Regions from separate parts of the Homo sapiens genome. Here regions 1 and 2 are each linked to region 3. Evidence: read pairs that join two places in POLR2A ChIA-PET (ENCODE). Cell type or tissue: PC-9. All regions are shown on one strand. Each heading gives the region's core, and the rest is flanking DNA. Links, peaks and the distances in the headings are about the cores only.

Region 1 (7,985 bases), core at 1,829-6,828, 400 kb before region 3:
GTCAGGTGTAGAGGGAGAAAACTTACCAGCGTATTTTGTAGTGTTAGATTCATCCATGGACCAAAAGCAATAATCAAAGGCAAATACCTGAATGAAAGAACAAAATATTAAACTTAAAGATTAATTAACTTCTTATGAGTAAATCAGACTAAAATAAATCACAGGTGAAGATGAGAAGGATGGCCACTACTGTCTGACTGAAAAAAATCACTATAGGTTTGGTGCTTTTGTTAACCATAAAATTTCTTATTTTCCTCTTTTTTGGGGGACAGGGTCATCCAGGCTGGAGTGCAGTTGAACTATCACAGCTCACTGAAGCCTCAAACTCCTGGGCTCAAGGGATCCTCCTGCTTCAGCCTCCTGAGTAGCTAGGACCACCAGTGCATGCCACCATATCGAGCAATTAAAAAAAAAATTGTTGCAGACAGGAGGTCTTGCCCTATTGCTCAGGCTGGTCTCGAACTCCTGGCCTCAAGTAATCCTCTCTCTTCTGCCTCCCAAAATGTACTGGGATTATAGGTGTGAGCCATCGCGCCTGGCCCTATGATATTTCTTTTAGACTAAATATATGGTTAGCTTTCTGTATTAGAATAAGTTGTATATGAAAATTACTATTTATCTAGAATTCAAATAACCAGACATTTTAACGAGATATTTTTTTCCACAATACATCTGATGAGAAAACACAAAAAACAAAAACAATATCTTCTCTCGCAAGTCCATGGTTTCAGCAACCATGGAACCTTCCAGGTCGATCTCCCTCAGCTTCTCAATACTCAACTTTCATATAAAGCAGTTCCTTCTCCTAGCTTTCCATGATATCATCTGTAGCATACTGAAGTTCAAAACTCTCCATATTCCCATCCTGCACTCCTTTCCCCTTCTGTCTCTGCAGGCAATCTCCAGCAAAGCATGTTTTTGTTTTTGTTTTTGTTTTTTGGTGGTGGTGGGGGGGGTTCTTACTGTATTTTTAATATACAATTCCTCGAAAAGTAAAGATGTGAAGCAACTTTACATGTTTAGCAATTTTACATGTTTAGTATTTGGCATGTCTTTTACATGTAAAAGTATCTCTTCATATTTTTTAAATTTTAATTTTTTTTGAGTTGGAGTCTCGCTTTGTTGCCCAGGCTGGAGTGCAGTGGTGCGATCTCGGCTCACCGCAACCTCTGCCTCCCGGGCTCAAGTAATTCTCCTGCCTTCAGCCTCCTGGGTAGCTGGGACTACAGGTGCTCGCCACCATGCCTGGCTAATTTCATGTTTTATCTTTTTTTATTTTTCTATAAGTTATTGGGGTACAGGTGGTATTTGGTTACATGAGTTAGTTCTTTAGTGGTGATTTGTGAGATTTTGGTGCACCCATCACCTGAGCAGTGTACACTGCATCATATTTGTAGTCTTTTATCCCTCGCCCCTCTCCCACTCTTCCCCTCAAATCCCCAAACTCCCCTGTATCATTCTTATGCCTTTCTGTCCTCATAGCTTAGCTCCCACATATCAGTGAGGACATACAACGTTTGGTTTTCCATTCCTGAATTACTTCATTTAGAACAATAGTCTCCAATCTCATGCAGGTCGCTGCAAATGCCGTTAATTCATTCCTTTTTATGGCTAAGTAGTATTCCACCACACACACACACACGCACACGCACGCACACACACACACACACACACAGCATGGTTCCTTTATCCACTTGTTGACTGATGGACATTTGGGTTGGTTCCACGATTTTGCGATTGTGAACTGTGCCACTATAAACATGCATGTGCAAGTATCTTTTTCGTATAATGACTTATTTTCCTCTGGATAGATACCCAGGAGTGGGATTGTTGGATCAGATGGTAGTTCTACTTTTAGTTCTTTAAGGAATCTCCACACTGTTTTCCATAGTGGTTGTACTAGTTTACATTTCCACTAGCAATGTAAAAGTGTTCCCTGTTGACCGCATCCACACCAACATCTACTGGTATGAAATCATTAATTCACTTTTACATGAATTAACTTTCTGTATAGCTACTGAATGCCTACTATATACCGGGAATGGCTGGTGCTTCTTGGTGCTTCCCCTGTAAGGACTCCCATCAAACTGCTGTTTTTTCTTTTCCTTTTTTTTTTTTTTTTGAGACAGAGTCTCACTCTGTCACCCAGGCTGCAGTGCAGTGGCATGATCTCAGCTCACTGCAGCCTCTGCCTCCTGGGTTCAAGCAATTCTCCTGCCTCAGCCTCCCAAGTAGCTGGGACTACAGGCACGCACCACTATGCCCAGCTAATTTTTGTATTTTTAGTAGAGACGAGGTCTCACCATGTTGGCCAGGGTGGACTCAAACTCCTGACCTCAAATGATCTGCCTGCCTCAGCCTCCCAAAGTGCTGAGATTACAGGCGTGAGCCACCATGCCTGGCCCTAACTGCTGTTTTTCATGCCCATTACCACCACTTGTGTTCCAGCTGTTATTATCAAATGTGTAGAGCAATGTTCCCCAAAGTGTGTTCTAAGGAACCAGAGTTTCATGAGCTACTCCATGAAAAAAGACCAAATCATGTTGGAAGTGGTGCACGTTTTATCCTATTTGAGATTCTCAATGAAATTCTCAATATTAAAGGCTCTAAAAAGTCTTCCAGAGACTTTTCAGAAATGAAGTCCAGGAAAGAAGCCTATTTGATTGTTTAACATTTTATTTCCCCAATTCATTTTGGTGAGGAGACCCTTTTTGGACTAACACTTATTAACATGCCTTGGAACTACTACTTCTCAGCATATCCCTTAGCAAATGCAGCCCAGGTGACTCAGCAGCTACCTTCCTGGGCTCACTGCTATTGCCCTTTATCTCTTGCAGTCCAAACAGCAAATTACAAACCTCCCATGGGCAGGATCCTTTAATGCTTAATCACTTCCAAGAGATCTTAAGCACTGAGCATACAGAACCCATGCTCTTTGGCCTGGCATTTGAGACTAGCCACAATAGGCCCTCCCAGCCTATTAACCCCAAATTCCTCATGCTCCAGTGGAACTTGTCCTTACCTCAGAATTACTAAGTATAATTTCATCTCTGTCCTTGTTCTCTCCTTCATTTCCACCCTTCAAAATACGTCATACCCCTTAAGGCCCAGTTCGATACATTTTTCCTCCCAGAAGCATTCTTGGTTAAATCCAAAGGAATCATCTTTTCTTTCTCTGAAACCTTACAACACTGTTTAGTCCTTTTTTATGGCTCCTATCTCAATTATTTTATTTTTCATTTATCATGTATATGATCTGTGTGTGTGAGACAGCATTCATTCATTCATTCATTCATTCATTCATTCAGAGACAGGGTCTCCCTCTGTTGCCCAGACTGGAGTGCACTGGCACTATCATGGCTCACTGCAGCCTCAATCAGCTCAATTGATCCTACCTCCTCAGCCTCCTGAGTAGCTGGGACTACAGGCACATGCCACCATGCCCAACTAATTTTTGTGTTTTTTGTAGAGATGGGACTTCGCCATGTTGCCCAGACTGGTATCAAACTCTTGGGTTCAAGCAATCCTCCCACCTTGGCTTCCCAAAGTGCTGGGATTACAGGCATGAGCCACTGTGCCCGGCCTGTATATATGTTTCATCTCCACTTGTAGACTAAGTTCCCTGAAAGCAGGATCCATATCGAATTCATCTTTGAAGCCTGCAATGTTTATAGTAGTCACTTTATAATTACTTATTGATGTACTTAATGGCATTAAGATCTCGCAGGGAAACAGGCATTTTTTTACATTATAAAAGACTAGTAAGTTATACGCAATGTTCTCTCTCTCTTGCCAAAAAAAAAAAAAAAAAAAGACTAAGTTATGTTCTGAATAGTTTCAGCACTATATATACTTTATTTTAATGTTTTTAAAACTGATTTAGGTATATATGATGTACTCAACTTACATCATCAACCCGAGATCCAAATTCAATTTTGTTACTTAAACAAACATTCACTCTGGTTTTATAATAACCAAGTTTCAAATGAACAGTTATGAAACAATAGTTTCAGCCAAGAGAATGTGGAATATTTACTGCATTCAAGGGCTCTTCCAATGACTCTAGAGACCGACCACACAGGCGTAATCCAGTTAATCTTCCTGCCTCTGGGTAGGACTGAACTTCAACACTTCTAAGAGATGATGATCTATCTTGTTTTTAAACATCTCCAGAAAAGGAGATTCCACAAACTCCCTTTAATGGCATCTTATAATACTTAACTTTTATTTCCAGGACATTTCCCTTTTCTTTTGACCTAAGTCAACTCTCCTTACTTTAAACAGCCAATAGAGGCTATTTTCCTTTCTTTTCTTTTCTTTTTGTTTTTTTTGAAGTATCTTTACCGCTCTCCTTCTTATATCCCGGGCACTGTGCCCAAGCTTGATCCATGGTGAATTTCAGTGACATGCGTCATCCTAAATATTAAGAAAAAAAAAATCCTCCCACCAAGAACCTTTGGTTTTCAACCTCATTCTGTGCTGCTTTCAATAACTTCTGGTTTCTGCACTAAAAAAATTTGCAGTCAGTATTTACTGAGCATGACTACAAATCAGGCCTAGTAGTAGCCATCTAATTCATTAATTCACTTATCCATTCACAAATATTTATTGAGTACCTATTGTGTGCTAAGCGCTAGAATTATAGCAGTCAAAAAACATGCAAAGACTCGTGGAGCTCATGAGTATCCTATTACTTGCATTATCTGTAGTAATACTTATATTATTCATGTCCCTTATGAAGCTCCCAGTGAGGTGAAGGGAGAGAAGCAATATGCAAGCAACCAATAAACACATATGACGCCAGGAGGTAATCAGTGACACAAAAATGTAACAGCAAGGGGGCACTGGAAAAAACTGGAGCAGGTCCTATGAAAGCCTGTGGAAAAGCATGACAGCCAGATGGAATAGCAGGTGCAAAGGCACTGGGGCAGAGAGTGCCTGTGTGTTCAAGGACTGTGTTTTGAACACAGTTATTGTTATATATAGTGGAATAATCATTTATTCACTTCTTCAGTTATTGCTATATGTAGTGGAATAATAATTTATTTTCTACATGTTAATTTTTCATGCCTACCTCTAACTTTTTTTTTTTTTTTCATTTTTGTTTTCTTTATAGAGACAGGGTCATGTTGTGTTGCCAAGGCTGGTCTTAACTTCTGGGATCAAGCGATCCTCCTGTCTTGGCTTCCCAAAGTGTGGTATTACAGGCATGAGCCACTGCATCCAGGTCAAACTTAATTTAACAATTTGCTATTCTTCAAATAAAGTTAGAAAGCTAGACATTTACATTCATAGTAATGCTACTTAAAATAAAAGAGATCTACCCCAAATTTTGAGGGTCTACCTGTCAGTAAGAATTATTCCAAAGTCTGTGAAAACTTCTAACAATCAAAGAGTTAATCATTTAAAGTTGTTTTTGCCAATAAAAGGGCACGAGACCATTTTCATTTTAAGCATTTGCCCCCTAGAATTCAGACAAATATTAAAACCCTGCAGATGAAAAGAGTCCTAACAATACTGATAGATACAACTGTTCTTTGCTTGCCAAAGAGCAGCACCCTTTGAACTGCATTATGTCTTGAATTTCAAAATCTCTGATCACAGGCATTTTAGAATGGTGATACCTCAAACCAGTCTTGGAGTATAGGTTGTTATTTTATTAAACATTTACTAGGAAGAAAGCTGAAGTCCAGAAATCTACATGATTTCCCTAAAACTCAAAGCAAGTGAATAGAAAAATTTTTGTTGTATTCTTTTCTCAGCTGGAAGTGATCTCCCAATCCCCTTTCCCTCCTATGAAATTTTACAGCAGTTTGTAGCTCCCTTGACACTGATTTACATACGGTCCTGTTTTATGCCTTGGTTCTTCTGTGTGGGTCTTACTTCCAAATCTAAATGGTGAGCTCCATGGCAGCAGGAACTATGTTCCATGCACCCCATAGTGCCTGTTTCAGTATTTCATACAGGGCAGGCACTGTATGTAATATTTTTTCAATTAATAAACATATTACCAGGGGAAGGAGTTGGAACACAGACAAGAGCATGGAGTGGATGTAAGAACTATTATGAGTAAGCAGAGGTTCAAGCTGCAGGATATATTTTTAGATGTTTCATTACTTTCACATGCATGGTTTGGGGGAACTTGATTCCTGCAATGGTCAAATAAGGATTCGGTCACTAGATGAGCACTGGGGTCCCCTTCAGCATCATTATTCCATGGTTCAGGTGGATAAACAAGCAAGGGCATATCATGCACAATTTGTAGTCTGCACAGAAATTAGAACATTTATTTGTTTGACTGTCACTAGAAAAATTATGGCCGTTACTAATGCAGTTTTAAAGATGTTTAAATTAATTCCTTTGTCATGTCCTTGACATTTCCCTTGCAATCTCTTGTTAGTTCCATAAACTATTTACAAACTATTACCCTTCCTTTCATGCCAAAATGTAATTATATGAATAACACAAGGTTTGTTACAAAAGGAGACATGCTTTTCTTAGGTCTTTACAGTAGTTTTGATTTTCCCATACAAAATACATTGACATTTCAAAAGGGAGAAAACCAATTTCTCAAGACTTATTCCTTGGAAACTGACTACTTTGTTTTTTTCTAATTTTTTAAAAACTTTATTTTAGAGAGAGGGTCTTGCTCTGTCACCTAGGCTGGAATGCAGTGGCATGGTCATAGCTCACTGCAGCCTCAACCTCCCAGCTCAAGCGATCCTCCCAAGAGTAGCTGGGACTACAGGCGCATGCCACCATGCCCAGCTAATTGTTATTTTTTGTAGAGATGGGGGCTCGCTGTGTTGCCCAAGCTAGTCTCGAATTCTCCTAGCCTCAAGTGATCTTCCTGCTTTGGCTTCCCAAAGTGCTGGGATTACAGTTATGAACCACCATGGCTGGCCAGAAACCGATGACTGAAGAAAAATAAAGTCTTATTTTTTGCAAACCCACCATATTATACTAGAAAAATGTTATTTAAGACTTCTAATTGGGCCAGGCTCAGTGGCTCACAGCTGTAATCCCAGCACTTTGGGAGGCCAAGGCGGGCGGATCACCTGAGGTCAGGAGTTCAAGAGCAGCCTGACCAACATGGTGAAACCCCATCTCTACTAAAGATACAAAAAATTAGCCAAGCGTGGAGGCACGCACCTGTAATCCCAGCTACTTGGGAGGCTGAGATAGGAGAATCATTTGAACCCAGGAGGCGGAGGTTGCAGTGAGCCAAGATCGCACCATTGCACTCCAGCCCAGGTGACAGGGCGAGACTCTGTCTCAAAAAAAAAAAAAAAAAAAAAAAGGTCTTGCTCTGTTGTCCAGGCCAGAGACTGCAGTGGGGCTTGAGGCAATCACAGTTCACTGTAACCTCAAACTCCTGGGCTCAAGCAGCCTCCCGAGTAGCTAGGACTACAGGCACATGCCACCATACTTGTCTAATTTTGCTGTTGTTGCAAAGATGGGGTCTTGCAACATTGCCCAAGTTAGTATCGAACTCCTGACCCCAAGCAATTCTCCCACCTCGACCTCCCAAAGTGCTGAGCCACTGTACCTGGCCCAGCAGACTTCTTAATGCATACAGCTGAGTAAAACAACAAAATGCCAACCAAGTATAAATTTTACATTTTATCAATAAGAGCCAACATTGTGAGAACATTTTTTTTGCAAAGGCATTCATAGCTTTTCAACGGAAAAAACAGCCAAAAGCATAGATGTTTTGTAGTCGTTTTTGAAATCTGAAAGCTATTGCCTTCACTGTTTTCAACAAAATTTGACTCCACCTTCTCAGAATCCCACTCCTTCCTCTTAGTTTGCAACTTATAAAACTCATACCAGGATTTAATTCCCTGCAGCTTGTGGTACATCTGCTCCACCTTTATCAGGCTCTTAAAAATGTTAGCTTTGCATTTTTGTGAACCACTGAACATCTAATAAAGTTACTAAAGCTGTTTTTAATAAGGCAAATGTGTTGAGAGATATATATAATC
Region 2 (7,985 bases), core at 1,829-6,828, 1.0 Mb before region 3:
TTCACACACACACACACACACACACACACACACACACACACTGAGAATACAGCTAACCGGAGAGGTTAAAAGTCTCTACAAGAAGAACTACAAAAAACTGTTCAAAGAAATCAGAGATGACACAAACAAATGAAAAAACATTCCATGCTCATGGATAGGAAGAATCAATATTGTTAAAATGGCCATACTGCCCAAAGCAATTTATAGATTCAATGCTACTCCTAATAAACTACCAATTACATTCTTCACTGAACTAGAAAAAACTATTTTAAAATTCATATGGAACCAAAAAAAGAGCCCGAATAGCCAAGGCAATCCTAAGCAAAGAGAACAAAGGTGGAGGCATCAAGCTACCCAACTTCAAACTACACTACAAGGCTAAAGTAACCAAAACAGCATGGTACTGGTCCAAAAGCAGAACACATAGACCAATGGAACAGAATAGAGAACCCAGAAATAAGGCTTCATACCTTCAACTATCTGATCTTCTACAAAGCTGACAAAAACAAGCAATAGGAAAAGGATTCCCCAGGCTGGGATAACTGGCTAGCCATATGCAGAAGATTGAAACTGGACCCCTTCCTTACAACATATATAAAAATTAACTCAAGATGGATTAAAGCCTTAAATGTAAAACCCAAAACTATAAAAACCCTGGAAGACAACCATTTTGGAATGGAAGGCAATACCATTTTGGACACAGGAATGGGCAAAGATTTCATGATGAAGACACAAACAGCAATTGCAACAAAAGCAAAAATTGACAAATGGGATCTAATTAAACTAAAGAGCTTCTGCACAGAAGAAAAAAAAACCTGTTAACAGAATGAACAGACAAACTACAGAATGGGAGAAAATTTTTGCAAACTGTGCATCTGAAGAAAGTCTAATATCCAGCATCTTTAAGGAACTTAAACAAATTTACACACACACAAAACAAACAACCCCATTAAAAAGTGGGCAAATGGCCAGGCATGGTGGCTCACACCTTAATCCCAGCACTTTGAGAGGCCAAAGTGAGTGGATCATCTGAGGTCAGGAGGTTGAAACCAGCCTGGCCAACATGGTAAAACTTAGTCTCTACTAAAAATACAAAACTTATCCAGGCATGGTGGCATGCACCTGTAATCCCAGCTACTTGAGAGGCTGAGGCAGGAGAATCGCTTGGACCTGGGAGGTGGAGACTGCAGTGACCAAGATTGTGCCACTGCACTCCAGCCTGGGCAACAGAGTGAAACTCCACCTCAAGAAAAAAAAGTGGGCAAAGCACATGAACAAACACTTTTCAAAAGAAGACATACATGTGGCCAAAGAATCATGAAAAAATGCTCTATATCACCTATCATTAGAAAAATGCAATCCAAAATCACAATGAGATACTATCTTATACCAGTCAGAATGACCATTATTAAAAAGTTAAAAAATAGCAGATGCTGGCAAGGTTGCAGAGAAAAAGAAATGCATATACATTGTTGGTGGGAGTGTAAATTAGTTCAACCATTGTGGAAGACAGTGTGGCAATTCCTCAAAGACCTAAAGACCATTCAACCCAGCAAGCCTATTAATGAGTATGTACCCAAAGGAATATAAATCATTCTACCATAAAGAAACATGCATGTGTATGTTCATTGCAGCACTATTCATAATAGCAAATACATGGAATCAATCTAAATGCCCATTGATGGGAGACTGGATAAAGAAAGTGTGGTACATATACATGATGGAATACTATGCAGTCATAAGAAAGAACAAGATCATGTCCTTTGCAGGAACATGGATAGAGCTGGAGGTCATTATCCTTAGCAAACTAACGCAGGAACAAAACCAACACTGCTTGTTCTCACTTATAAGTGGGAGCTAAACGATGAGAACACATGGACACATAGAGGGAAAAAACACACACTGGGGCCTACTTGAGGGTGAAGGGTGAGAGGAAGCAGAGGATCAGGAAAAATAACTAATGGGTGCTAGCTTAACACCTGGGTGAGAAAATAATCTGTACAGCAAACCCCCAAGTTTACCTATATAACGAACATGCACATGTACCCCATAACTTAAAACAAAAGTTAAATTTAAAAAAAAAGAATACAAGGTTGGTTTAAAATTGGAAAATGCACCAATATAATTTACCACATTAATAGAAATAAAAGAGAAAAATTGTACAGTTATGTTGATAGATGCAGAAAGAAGACCTCTGAAAAAATTCGGTGGTGTCAGAGTTCAGGACGTGGGCTATTTTAATAAGTGGTTAGTGGCATCTCATTATTGCTTTAAATTGCATTTTCCTGATATGATGTGAAACATCTTTTCATATGCTTCATATTCTTATCTGCCATCACTATCTCTTCTTTGGTAAGATATCTGTTAAGGTCTTTAGGTCTTTTGCCCCCCCGCCCTTTTTTTTTTTTTTTTTTGAGACAGGCTCTCACTCTGTCACCCAGGATGGAGTGCAGTGGTGTGATCATGGCTCAATGCAGCCTGAACTTCCCGGTCTCAGGCAATTCTCAGCCTCCTGAGTAGCTGGGAGTACTGGCGCATGCCATCATGCCCAGCTAATTTTTGTATTTTACGTAGAGATGAGGTTTCACCATGTTGCCCAGACTGGTCTCGAACTCCTGCGCTCAAGCAATACACCCACCTTGACCTCCCAAAGTGCTCCGATTACAGGTGTGAGCCACCACGCCCAGCTGGCCTGTTTTCTAATTGGGTTGTTTGCTTTCTGAGTTTTAACAGTTCTTTTTATATTTTATCTAACAGTCTTTTATGAGATGTGTCTTTTACAAGTATTTTCTCTTGGTCTATGGCTTGTTCTTATTCTCTTGACACCGTCTTTCACATAGAAGTTTTAAATTTTAATAAAGTCCAGCTTATCAATTATTTCTTTCATGGATCATACCTTTGGTGTTATATCTAAAAAGTCATCACCATTCCCAAAACCACCTAGGTTTTTCTCCTGTATTATCTTCTAAGAGTTTTATAGTTTTACATTTCTACATTTAGGTCCATGATCTATTTTAGTTTTTACAAAGAGTGTAAGGTCTGTGTCTACATTCTTTTTTTTTTTTAATACAGGGTCTCACTTTGTCACCCAGGCTGGAGTGCAGTGGTGCAATCATGACTCATTGCAGCCTTGACCTCCCAGGCTCAAGTGATCCTTCCACCTCAGTCCCCCAAATAATTGGGTCTACAAGCGCACACCACCAAGCCTGGCTAATTTATATATTTTTTGTAGAGATTGGGGCTTACCATTTTGCCCAGGTTGGTTCTTGAACTCCTAAGCTCAAGCAATCCTCCTGCCTCAGCCTCCCAAAGTCCTGGGATTATAGGCATGAGCCACTGCACTTGGCTTAGATTCTTTTTTTTTTTTTTAATGTATGGATATCTAGTAGTTCCAGCACCATTTGTTGAAAAGACTATCTTTGCTCCATTTTATTGTCTTTGCTTCATCAAAGATCAGTTGACTATATTTATGTGGTTCTATTTCCTTTTGTTTGTTTGTTTGAGATGGAGTCTCGCATGGTTGCCCGGGCTGGAGTGCAGTGGCATGATCTTGGCTCACTGCAACCTCTGCCTCCCTGGTTCAAGCAATTCTCCTGTATTAGCCTCCCAAGTAGCTGGGATTACAGGCACCCACCACCACGCCCAGTCAATTTTTTGTATTTTTAGTAGAGACAGAGTTTCACTATGTTGCCCAGGCTGGTCTCAAACTCCTGACCTCGTGATCCACCTGCATTGGCCTCCCAAAGTGCTGGGATTACAGGTGTGAGCCACCATGCCCAGCCTATGTGGTTCTATTTCTAAGATCACTACTCTGTCCCATCAATCTATTTATCTATACTTTCACAAATACCATATTGTCACGATTACTGTAGTTTCATAGTAAGTCAAAGTCAGGTAATGTCAGCCTTCCAATTTTGTTCTTCTTCAATATTGTGTTGTTTATTCTGGGTCTCTGGCCTGTCCATTGTAATTTTAGAGTCAGTTTGTGGACTGATATACACTAAATAGTTTGCTGGATTTTTTGCTAAGATTGCAATTGCTTTGAGTCTATAGATCAAGTTGGAAAGAATAGACATCTTGACAATATTGAGTCTTCCTATACATGAACATGGAATATCTCTCCATTTATTTAATTCTTCTTTGATATCTTTAATCAGAATCTTGTAGTTTTCCTCATATTCCTCATATGTTTTGTTAGATTTATACCTAAGTATTTCATTTGGGGAGGAACTAATGTAAATGGTATTGTGTTTTTAATTTCAAGTTCCACTTGTTCATTACTTGCATATAGAAAAGTGATTGACTTTTGTGTATTAACCTTGTATCATGCAATCTTGCTACAATCTATTTTTAGTTCCTAGAGGGTTTTTTGTCAATTCTTTCATATTTTCTAAATAGACAGTCATGTCATCTGTGGAGAAAGTTTAATTCTTCCTTCCCAATCTGTATACCTTTTATTTTCTTTTCTTGTTTTATAGCTAGGGCTTCAGTATGATGTTTGAAAAGCTGTCTGGTTATTTTTAATTAATAAAATAGAAAAAAATAGAAAGTCTCTTTTTTTTTTTTTTTGAGACAGAGTCTTGCTCTGTCACCCTGGCTAGAGTGCAGTGAGCTGAGATCGTGCCACTGCACTCCAGCCTGGGCGACAGAGCGAGACTCTGTCAAAAACAAACAAACAAACAAAAAACAGCTCTCAACTTTTTTTTTTAACCAGAAGTGCTGCAATATATTTTCTTTTTAATCCCAAAACACTATTACTGCCATCTGTGACACTAAACAAGCCTCCCTCCCCACCAGCTCATATAAACTTACAAGATAAAAATCAACTTTATATTTAGTCTGTGTAAACTATAATTAGGAAGAGTGAAATGTTTCAAGGTGAGTTTATATATTTCTGAACTAATTATAAATAATTTGTATTGCCTTCTCTCTTTTTTTTAATTATTTGAATCATAGTGTCCCTACATCAGGGCAAATGACTGAGAGAAGGCAGTTGCATATTAGTGATAGCACCAATGGCTCGACTATCAAAGACAGGCTATTTGAGTTGAATACTCTGTTTGTGAATCCCCTGGAGAAAGAGGTCCTCAGAAGTGAGGCCTTAGCAAGAATGAACGAAGTGGAGCATAATGAGGGAGGCTTTGTAGTAGAGTCTAATGAATAACTCCTTGACATTCTCTGATCTCTGACATGACAGGCATATGGTGTTTATCAATAAATAAAAAGGATATAATTACGCTGAGGCTGAAGCATTCAGGGATTGGTAACATTTGGTAAGCTGGCAAGCTGTCTGCCCCACTCTTTATCCTAACAGGTGGAATAAAATAAAACGTCTCCATAAAAATCTATTTATAGTACATGATAGTCTTTGGTTGTCTTTAGTTTCCCCAAAGAAGGAGTAGGTCATGCTCTAATTTGCATCCATGGATGTATGTTAGTGTATTATCTAAATGACACTTCAATGTAATCACAAACAGCCCTTAGAACTTTCAATGCACAGATTCTTTTTTAAAATTTCAACTCTTATTTTAGATTCAGGGGATACGTGTGCAGGTGCGTCACATGGGAACACGATATAACACTGAGGTTTGGGGTACTGATGATCCCGTCACCCAGGCAGTGAGCACAGTACCCAAAAGGCAATCCCTCAACCCTCACCCCACTCTTTCCCACCCGCCTCCAGCAGTCGCCAGTGTCCATCGTTCCCATCTTTATGTGCACGTATACTTAATGTTTAGCTCCCACTTAGAAGTGAGAACATGCAGTATTTGGTTTTCTGTTCCTGCATTCATTCGCTTAAGATAATGTCCTCCAGCTGCATCCATGTTGCTGCAAAGGATGTAATTTCATTCGTTTTTATGGCTGCATAGTATTCCATGGTGTATATGTACCACATTTCCTTTATCCAGTCCACTGTTGATGGGCACCTAGGTTGATTCCATGTCTTTGCTATTGCAATACACAGCTTCTTTAAAATATCTCCAGACAGAAGGTTGACATGTTTCATAAGACTAATAATTACATGGTGTCTGACAAAACTAGTACATTGTTTTTGGTTTTGTGTACTCTACAAAAATGTTAATAATAGGCACAGCTTTGTGTTCTTCAACCTGTGGCAGAAGGTGAGAGACACATTGACAAGGAAACTCCAGTGGGAAAGGTAGACAGGACAGGCTTTCTGTCTGCTTCTTTTCTACATGTAGGCTGTGTTTATATAACAGCAAACATTCTGTCAGAAAACAAATGGTTCAACTCAATAAATCACACCAAATGAACCTTTAACTTATTTGTAATCCACAAATTTGCCACAGCTTCTTAGAAAGAAGCCATTGCAACGGTGCCATGCATAAAGCACTTGCTTGGATAGAATCCTTGACATCACCCTTAAATCCTTTCTTTCTCTCACACTCCATTTTTAACCTTTAGGAAATCCTATTGGTTCAAGCTTCAATATACTCCCAAATCTCACCACTCCACATGACTTCTACTGCCACTACCATAGCCTGAGCCCCATCACCTCTCCCTTTGAGAGCTGTGAAAACTTTCTAATGGTCTCTCTGCTTCTATACTTTTATGTATTCCACACAGCAGGTAGAGAGATTCTTTTAAAAAAGACAGCTCAGGTGAGGTCACACCTCTGCTCAAAATCCTGCAATGGCTCCAAAGTCCTTAAAATGGCTCTCCAGGCCCTTGGATCTGGCTTCCCATGTTCTCTCCTCCCACTCTCCCTCTCTTACTCTCCCTCACTTTTCTCAAGTCAACTGATCCCCTTGCTGTTCTTCAAATATTCTAGACACTGTCCCTCAGCCTGGAATATTCTTCCACTGAATTCTGGAGGGATGTGTCATGTGTGTGTGTGTATGTGTGTGTGTGTTTTTTCCAATCTCACCTTCTAATGAGGCTTATGTCTCCACTTACCTATTTAAAATGAGAACCTGTCCTCCACAAATGCACACATCCAGGTTAAGGGATCCTACTTTTTTCTTTCACTCTAAAACATTTATCTTCTAACATACTATATAGTTTACTTATTAACTATGTTTATTGTCTTGTCCAACTCTCTCCTGTAAAATATAAGCTCTGTAAGAGCATGAAACTTCTGTTCACTGAAGTACCCTAAGTACCTAGGTTAGGGTTGACAGATAAAATGAAGTGCACCCAGCAAAATCTGAATTTCAGATAAACAATGAATACTTCATTTTAGAATAAGTATGGCCTATACCATCATTGGTTTATTTATTGTTATCTGAAATTCAAATTTACCTGGGAATACTATTTTTTTTTTTTTTTTTTGCTAAATCTGGCAACTCTAATCTAGAATAATGCCTGGGATCATCATCACAAGAAATATTATATGTGGTCTACTTTTTAAATTAAAATAAATTGGTTTTGTTTAAAAAAAAACTCTAGGAATATATTTAACCAATGAGGTGAAAGATCTCTACAAGGAAAACCACAAAACACTGATGAAAGAAATTGTAGATGACACAAACAAATGGAAAAACATCCTATGCTCGTGGATCAGAAGAAATAATATCATTAAAATGACCATACTGTTCAAAGCAATTTACAGATTCAATGTAATTCCTATCAAAATTTCACATTGTTTTTCACATAATTAGGGGGAAAATCCTAAAATTCATATAGAACCAAAAAAGAGTCAAAATAGTTAAAGCAAGCCTAAGCAAAAAGAACAAAGCTGAAGGTATCACATTACCTGAGTTCAAATTATACTACAAGGCTACAGTAACCAAAACAGCCTGATACTGATATAAAAATAGACACATAGATCGACGGAACAGAATAGAGAACCCAGAAATAAAGCCACATATTTACAGCCAACTGATCTTTGACAAAGTCAACAAGAACATACACTGGGGAAAGGACACCCTATTCAATAAATGGTCCCAGGAAAATTGAATTTGTCACACGCAGAGGAATGACACTGGACCCCATCTCTCACCACATATAAAAATAAACTCGAG
Region 3 (7,985 bases), core at 1,734-6,733:
ATCTTTTCTATTCTTTTATAATTTATTTATATTATGCCCTCAAACATCCTTCTATCCAAGATACCGTCATGTTCCCAGGATCCCTTCCCGTCGTTCTTTTTCTCTGCCCTTTGCTGGTTTTCTCCATTAGAACTCTCTTCTTTGAACACATCCACCTGCTTCTTTCCAGAACCTGAGCCTCAGAACTGAGTCTTAAGTGAGAACAGAGGCTCCGGGCATGCTCGGTAACCAAAGCCAGGGTGTAATTAACTGCTCTTGCCCTGAGGCAGGGCCCTTACAGGTGGCAAGTACCAGCGCTGCTGGGAAGAGACTTGCTCTGTCTTGTGCAGTTGAACACACAACTGCTTTCTGAGGCCAATCTAACCTCCTGGCAACCCAAGTTTATAAAGTGGGGATGTCTGCATTTTCAAAACAATAAAACGTAAGGAGTTATTTTGGACAAATTAAAATGCCTGGCAGGAGATTCTCAAGAGTTCAACCTATACACGAATATCAAGTGTTAAATAATGCTGTGGTTAAGACAAAAAAGAGGACGGAGCCAGGGTATGAATATAAATGGTGCCCTACTTTGAACCTCATTGGGCAGATCAAAGATTTTTAAAAGGTTTTCTGAAGTTGCCCAGCGCCTAGAATTTCAAGGACCGCATTCGCTGCCTCCTTCCTAAAGAGGGTGCGTTTGTGGGGAAGGTGAGTGCGCGCGCGCGGAGGGAGGGCCGGCCGCGGAGAGGGGCCAAAACTCTTCGGAATCAGCAGCCAGAGAGGCTCTGAGGGCGCCCGCGGGGCGGAGGGGAGCGGGGCAGAGGGCCGCCGGGGCGAGGGCCGAGGAGGGGTCCGAGACGCGCCAAGGGGCTGGTAGCTAGGCGACCTGAATGTCTTCCATACCTGAACCCGCAGCCTGAAGAAGCTGATAGCGGACCCCGAGCGCGCGCGCGCCTTGGCGGGAGCCCTGCGCCTCCCGGGGTCTCCCTGCTCCTTACTTGGACCTCGGGCGCAAGGTAAGGAGGGGCACGGGGTGCAGCGTTCGCCCTCGAGCTGCCTGGAGCCTCTGCGAGGGGCCAGTTCGGCCTCCCCGAGGCTGTCACCGCCTCCCCTTCTGCTCCTTCCCTTTCTCCGTCCCCAGGTCCCCTCCGCGCAGAGCTGAAGCCGCGGCGGGCGGCCCACGGGGGATCAGACCCTCGGGCATCCGCGTTTCCCCTCCGCCGTCCGCCGGACCCCCACCTCTTCTCCAAGCTCCACTCCCGACTTTTCTTCCCCGCCCCCGGGAAGCTCTGGAAACCCGCACCCCCGGCTCTGAGGTCAGGGCTGGCAGGAGTAATCCACCCTTTCCAGGTGTGTGGCGCAAACACGGACGCAAAGATCTCCCCTAGGGTCTGTAACAATTTCCAGGCTGAAAGGTGATAACTCCTTCTCCTTCCATAACATACCTTCCCCCCGCCCCCACTTCCTTTACTATCCTAACTTTGGGAGGAATATTGATTCTTGATCAAAGTAAATGCACTGTCTTACCTTTGGTATCGGCACAGGCTGAGGTGGTTTTTTCCCCCCTTAACTATTATGATAAGTGTACAAGGTTTTCAGGGTGACTGCGGTGCTACAACTTTATAACAACTTAAAGCAAAAGCTCTTAGGCGCTGGGGAAAAAAGCTGGACCCCACTCTGAAATCTCGATTCAGAAATCTGGTGTGTGTGCGTGTGCGTGCCTGCATGCGTGTGTGTGTTCAGGCTTGAGTAGATTTAAAAAGCACCTCAGGTGATTGTGATGCCCGCCCCCGCAACATACCCCCAAGTATCTGTAAGGTCCGCAAAGAAGAGAGAGGGGCCACCCACTGTGGCTAAGCATCAGTTGAAACTATTAGTGTGAATTGAAAATAAAAACAGTGAAAGGGATGAAAGCCAGTTCCCCTCAAGTTGATTAATGTGATTGGTGCGGTATCATTGGATCTGAGAAGGTAATTTTTTTAAATTTCGTTTTTATTTTTTGAGACGGAGTTTCGCTCTGTCGCTCAGGCTGGAGTGCTGTGGCCCGATCTCGGCTCACTGCGACCTCCGCCTCCAGGGTTCAAGTGATTCTCCTGCCTCAGCCTCCCGAGTAGCTGGGATTACAGGTATACGCCACCATGCCTGGCTAATTTTTGTATTTTCAGTAGAGACAGGGTTTCACCATGTTGGCCAGGCTGGTCTCGAACCCCTGACCTCAAGTGATCCACCCGCTTCGGCCTCCCAAAGTTCTGGGATTACAGGAGTGAGCCATAGCGCCTTGTCCGAGACAGCAATTTTGGAAAGGGAGAGTTAACATTCATTTGAAACTCTGATATAACATTGGGGGAAATGCATACTTCTAGGAGACCTGGTTAAACAGCTTTTAAATATCAATTTTTAAAATATAAGAATTCCTTCACAAGTACCCTGACAATTAGAAGGGGCTGAGGCCCATTCTCCAGAGAATCAGAAAATCTTCCTTCACTGCTCCCTTGACTTTTTGTCGATGATGGAATGCAGCCCATTGACATTTTTACATTTTTCTTACTTTAAGGCTAAAGACTCAAATGGACTATTATCTCTAGGAACTAGAAGGAACAGTGATCATATTAATTAATTTAGATCCTGTTTTCACTCCTAATTATTTGAACCAAGTTCTTCTATCCTGAATTGATTAAGAGAGTCTGTAAATTATATCATATTTACAGAAATACTAAATGTTTCTCCATCTTGAACTTTGTCATCGATGCATGTCTGCTACTTTTCATATATTCATATATGTACCTGAACCATTATAAGTACTTATCCAACTATCAGAAGGTAACTACCAGGGAAAATAAAGATTTTTATTTTCTGTCTTTTGAAAAATTGAGGTGAAGGACCAATTTTTTAAAGTACCCTTAAGTAGTTATAACATTAAAGCTTACATTTCTTTTTATGAAACCAGATGCCTGTTATGAAATAGGGATGATATTCCATACCCGCTTTCAAGGATATTAAGGACAAGCAGGAGGCTGTCTGTAAAGCATTTTGAACTTTTAAGAAAAGAATCACTGTCTAGAGATTGAGCCAATGTGATTGTTTTCCTGGCAAACTTTTTCTCCTTTCTAAAATTAACTTTCCCCCAGGAAAAATAGTGCAGATGCGCATGATTCGGTCAACCAAGTCCAGAAAATACTGTCTGAATTTTAAAAGTGACCTTAATTCATCCCTATAGATCTAATGTTTGCAACCTATGCCACAAAATATGCAGAAATATTCATTGCTTGCTGACCTTTGCAAAGTGTTAGCTTAGTAAGGGTAGTCATGGACAGAGCACAATATAAAATTTATTGGTTTAGGCAAAACTATTAACATTATTTTCCTAAGGTTTTTGTGGACGTGTGTACACTGGTTCTGGGACTTCTATAAATATGTATATGTTGCATATGTTTTTAATAGGAACAAAAACCCACAATAATTTTTTATTTGTGGCAGAACACTGTAAGCATTAGGTTTTGATTACTTTTTGATGGAAATTTTAAAATGACAGAACTGAGAGCTTCAAGGAAATAATTTCATAAAGATCTATTTGGAACGAGAAGACCTTTTTTTAAAAAAAGATGTTTGAAGCCCAAAGTCTGTATGCTTAGCCTCCATAGAACGGTCCTTTGTGAGTGAGTAAGGGTGGTAGATCCAGTTTTGGCAACCTCAGACGATGGATGATTAGACTCTGCCACTCTTCTCCAGACCTTTAATTTGGTCTGTAACTTGATGCTTCACTGACCCTACGCTATCCCTGCCACGCTAACTCACAGAGGAATTGTTGGCACTCTGAATTGAATTTTTTTCCCCTCCCATCAGTTAGAACATGTTTGCATAGGTTGCAGAATGCAGTTACATTTTTAGCTCAGTATTCTAAGAAATAACTTTGGCCACGGAGAGCATAGCCTTAGTGCAGCCTACACTACAAATTGCCTTATTTCATTGAGCTATGATAACTTACCAATGATTCAGCTATGTAGAAGTAATAGCGTTATAGAGTATTAAAATTAGAAGGCACTTTAAAAGTCATCTAGATTTTAATCATTTCTTTCTACAGATGAATACCGAAGTGCTCATAAGTATAATCCAAACTGAGAATAGACATTGAATTTTATATTCTTTCCAATTCTTGTAGTAATGAGAATTTTGTTCATTTGAAATGAATTTATATATGAATTTAATAATGTAGCAGTGACAGCAAAGTGGTTGCAAATCTCAGCTAGATATTCAACAAAACTCAGAGTGTGGCATTAGGCTGGGAGCAGTGGCTCACAACTGTAATCCCAGCACTTCGGGAGGCTGAGGCGGGAGAATTGCTTGAGCCTGGGAGTTGGAGACAGCTTGGGAAAGATGGCAAGACCTGTGTCTACAATTAATTTTTTTTAAAATAAAAATTTAAAAAAAGCATGGCATTAAAGGCAATGTAGGTCATTTACAAAGGCAGTGAACTACTCTATAGCAGCATCCTAGGTTTTTCATTATATTGAATGGAACTACTTCAACTGACTGACACAAGAAAAGAGTAGTACACTAAGAGAGCTGAGTGTAGAGAGAGGAAGGAGTAAGGTCATGGGTGTGTGAAGAGCATGACTTAATAAATCAGCCAATCATTCAGGAATGGTTAGCTTTCACACCCTATCCCGGAGATTTTCATATGAACTAATGGAAACTATCACTGGAGGTTCTAGCTCTCAAAATTCTATTTCCTTTTCTTTTTTTTTTTTTTTTTTTTTTCCTGAGACAGGGTCTCGCTCTGTCACCCAGGCTGGAGTGCAGTGACGCCATCTAGGTTCACTGCAGCCTTGACCTCCTGGGCTCAAGCAATCCTTCTACTTCAGCCTCCTGAGTAGCTGGTACCACAAGTGTGCACCACCATGCCTGGCTATTTTTTTTTTTTTTTTTTGTAGAGACTGAGTTTTGCCATTTTGGCCGGGAGCAAACATATTCAGCCAGCCAAGTCCACACTGGTCCAGGCTCCCAGGCTGGTCTCAAAGCCCTGAGCTCAAGCAATTCACCTGCCTTGGCCTCCCAAAGTGCTGGGATGATAGGTGTGAGCCACTGTGTCCAGCCTCAAAATCTTATTAATTAAAGCTTCTCCTGGCAGTAGTAGTACTAGTTTTTTGTTGTTGTTCTTCTTCTTCTTTTCTTCTTCTTTCTCCTTCTTCTTCGTTCTTCTTCTTCCTACTTTTCTTCATCTTCCTTGTCTTCGTCCTCTCCCTCCTCTTCCTCCTCCTCTTCCTCTTCTTCCTCTTCCTCCTTCCTCCTTTCTTCTTCTTCTTTCTTCTTCTTTTTATTTAAGAGACAGTGTCTTGCTCTGTTACCCAGACTGGAGTGCAGTGGCACAATCATAGTTCACTGCAGCCTCGAACTCCTGGGCTCAGGCATTCCTCCGGCCTTGGCCTCCTGAAGTGCTGGGATTACAGGCACAACCCACCACACCTGGCCTGGAAGTCCTACTTCTTGATGCTTTTGTCTTTCAAGATCATCTGTCTTGAAGATCTACTCTCACTAGTTGTAAAATAATTTGTCCTCATATATAGGCACTGAAAGGATTGAATTCAATCTTGAGAGAACATTTAGAGAGATATTCTTGCTAGTACCACAATTTACTACCATTTATTGAGGTACTTTACCTACATTAAGAAAATATCTTTACGGACCTAAGAAGTAGCCATTATTATTCCCTTTATACAGATCTGTGATTCAGAGAAGGGAGCATCTTGATCAAGGTTGCATACCCTTCTAACATTCCACATTGCTTCCCTAATAGATACAAGCTGTGGAGTGAGTCTATAGATGATTATATACTCATTTTAAGATATCTGGCCAGGCGTGGTGGCTCACGCCTATAATCCCAGCACTTTGGGAGGTCAAGGTGGGTGGATCACGAGATCTCCTGATCATCCTGGCTAACATGGTGAAACCCAGTCTCTACTAAAAATACAAAAATTAGTCGGGTGTGGTGGCACGTGCCTGTAGTCCCCGCTACTCAGGAGGCTGAGGCAGGAGAATCGCTTGAACCTGGGAGGCTGAGGTTGCCGCGAGCCAAGATCGTACCACTGCACTCCAGCCTGGGCAACAAAGCAAGACTCCTTCTAAAAAAAAAAAAAAAAAAAAAAGATATCTGAGCTATTTCCTAATTCTGAAAAGACTTTGCAACTAGGGCAGAGATCTTGGTCTGTTATGTTTGGTGATATATCCCAAATGCCTAGAAAAGCACTTGACACATTTAGGAAATACTTGTGGAATAGAAATGTTTAGTTTGGTGTGATCCTTCCAGATGTTTTACTATGAATTTACATGCATATACACAAGCCTAGAAAATAATAGCAAAAAGGTGTGTTTTTATATCTCATACATGAACTTCAAGATAATTCAGGTGTTACCTCAAAATTTCCCTCAATCACAGCACTTAGTGCACTGTATTGTCATTGTCTAATTATTTGTCAGTCTCCCTCATTAGACTGTGAGCTCCTTGAGAGTAGGAAGCATGGTTTTTTTTTTTTTTCATCTCTGTATCCCCAGGGATAGCACATAGTAGGACATAATAAATGTTGAATGGTTAAAAAATAAAAAATGTGTTCCAAAGCAGAATGAATCCTTAATAATCAAGATGTCTTTAAACATACATTTAAAAAAATAATTTCATAAACTTTTGGTGATTTACAAGACATCTATAATATGATAAATTTGCACACTCTCCATTGCATTTTTTTTTTTTTTTTTTAAACAGAGTCTTGCTCTGTCACCCAGCTGTAGTGCAGTGGTGTGATCTCAGCTCACAGCAACCTCTACCTCCCAGGTTCAAGCCATTCTCCTGCCTCAGCCTCTGGAGTAGTTGGGACTACAGGCTCATACCACCACACCCGGCTAATTTTTGTATTTTTAGTAGAGATGGGGTTTTGCCATATTGGCCAGGGTGGTCTCAAACTCCTGACCTCAAGTGATCCGCCCACCTTGGCCTCCCAAAGTGCTGGAATTATAGACATGAGCCACTGCACTTTGCAGGTGATTCTTTACTGCACGATAACTTTTTATTCGAGGCTTTTTAGGAGTTCTGTCTTTTAGTGTCATCATCCTGCCAGAGCAGTTATAAATTAAAATGTGTACTACTTTATTAGAATTTACTTTATGTAAATTAAAATGTATACTACTTTATTAGAATTTACTTTATGTCTCCTTTATGTTATAATCAGGAGGTTGAATTGTTTTGTTTTTAAAGTATGTATGTATTTGGCTATATTTTCTATTTCACTTCAAGATATAAAAGGGGTAGCTCACAAAATATTTGTTTTAAAAATGAACATTAGTCTGGTAGGGTTCAAGAGTCATTGTTCTATACAAAATATTTATTAATCTGAGACAAATCTAACAATTTAGCAGTAGTACAAATTTTACCTTCAGTTCCATGAATTTTTATATATATATATATATATATATATATATATATATTTTTTTTTTTTTTTTTTTTTTTTTTTTTTTAGATGGAGTTTCATTCTTATTGCCCAGGCTGGAGTGCAATGGTACAGTCTCGGCTCACTGCAACCTCTGCCTCCCAGGTTCAAGCGATTCTCCTGCCTCAGACTCCCAAGTAGCCAGGATTACAGGTGCCATGCCTGGCTAATTTTTTTGTGTTTTTAGTAGAGTCAGGGTTTTACCATGTTGTCCAGGCTGGTCTTGAACTCCTGACCTCAGGTGATCAGCCCGCCTTGGCCTCCCAGAGTGCTGGGATTACAGGCTTGGCCAGAATTTATACATTTTAATCTGCTTCTTTTGGCCTTTGTTATTTATTATGCTTTGTTATTTATTATGGCCTATGTTATTTCTTACATGAAGAGGTGAACAATTGCCTCATTACAATGGAATCTTAACACTTCTACCCTAGGAGAAAGCCTTGCATCTGGAGAGGGCTCTCTTTCTCTTTCACTACCATTCTTCCAATGCATTTGTTTCCATATCCCGAAAGGCAAAGGCTATTCTCT

What was found. Peaks named below come from ENCODE experiments on the same cell type or tissue, not always from the same donor. Only the 100,000 strongest peaks of a DNase experiment are listed, where the experiment ranks them.
Region 1: POLR2A ChIA-PET joins it to region 3 with 5 read pairs; 2 of 35 experiments call an interaction of 5 or more read pairs at or near these places.
Region 2: POLR2A ChIA-PET joins it to region 3 with 5 read pairs; 2 of 35 experiments call an interaction of 5 or more read pairs at or near these places.

Annotation. Positions count from the first base shown.
Region 1 is chr6:17,873,351-17,881,335 of GRCh38, forward strand. It overlaps KIF13A (kinesin family member 13A), which reads right to left. Exons shown (of 39, transcript NM_022113.6): 4 at 27-87. Among named protein-coding and RNA genes, the nearest start is that of KIF13A, 110 kb to the right of the region's middle. In PC-9, for the core only: no CTCF peak of the experiment used is centred there; DNase peaks (open chromatin) are centred at 2,911, 4,041 and 4,451; H3K27ac peaks cover 4,318 bases.
Region 2 is chr6:17,245,121-17,253,105 of GRCh38, forward strand. No RefSeq gene overlaps it. Among named protein-coding and RNA genes, the nearest start is that of RBM24, 32 kb to the right of the region's middle. In PC-9, for the core only: no CTCF peak of the experiment used is centred there; no DNase peak of the experiment used is centred there.
Region 3 is chr6:18,276,545-18,284,529 of GRCh38, forward strand. No RefSeq gene overlaps it. Among named protein-coding and RNA genes, the nearest start is that of DEK, 16 kb to the left of the region's middle. In PC-9, for the core only: no CTCF peak of the experiment used is centred there; a DNase peak (open chromatin) is centred at 3,737.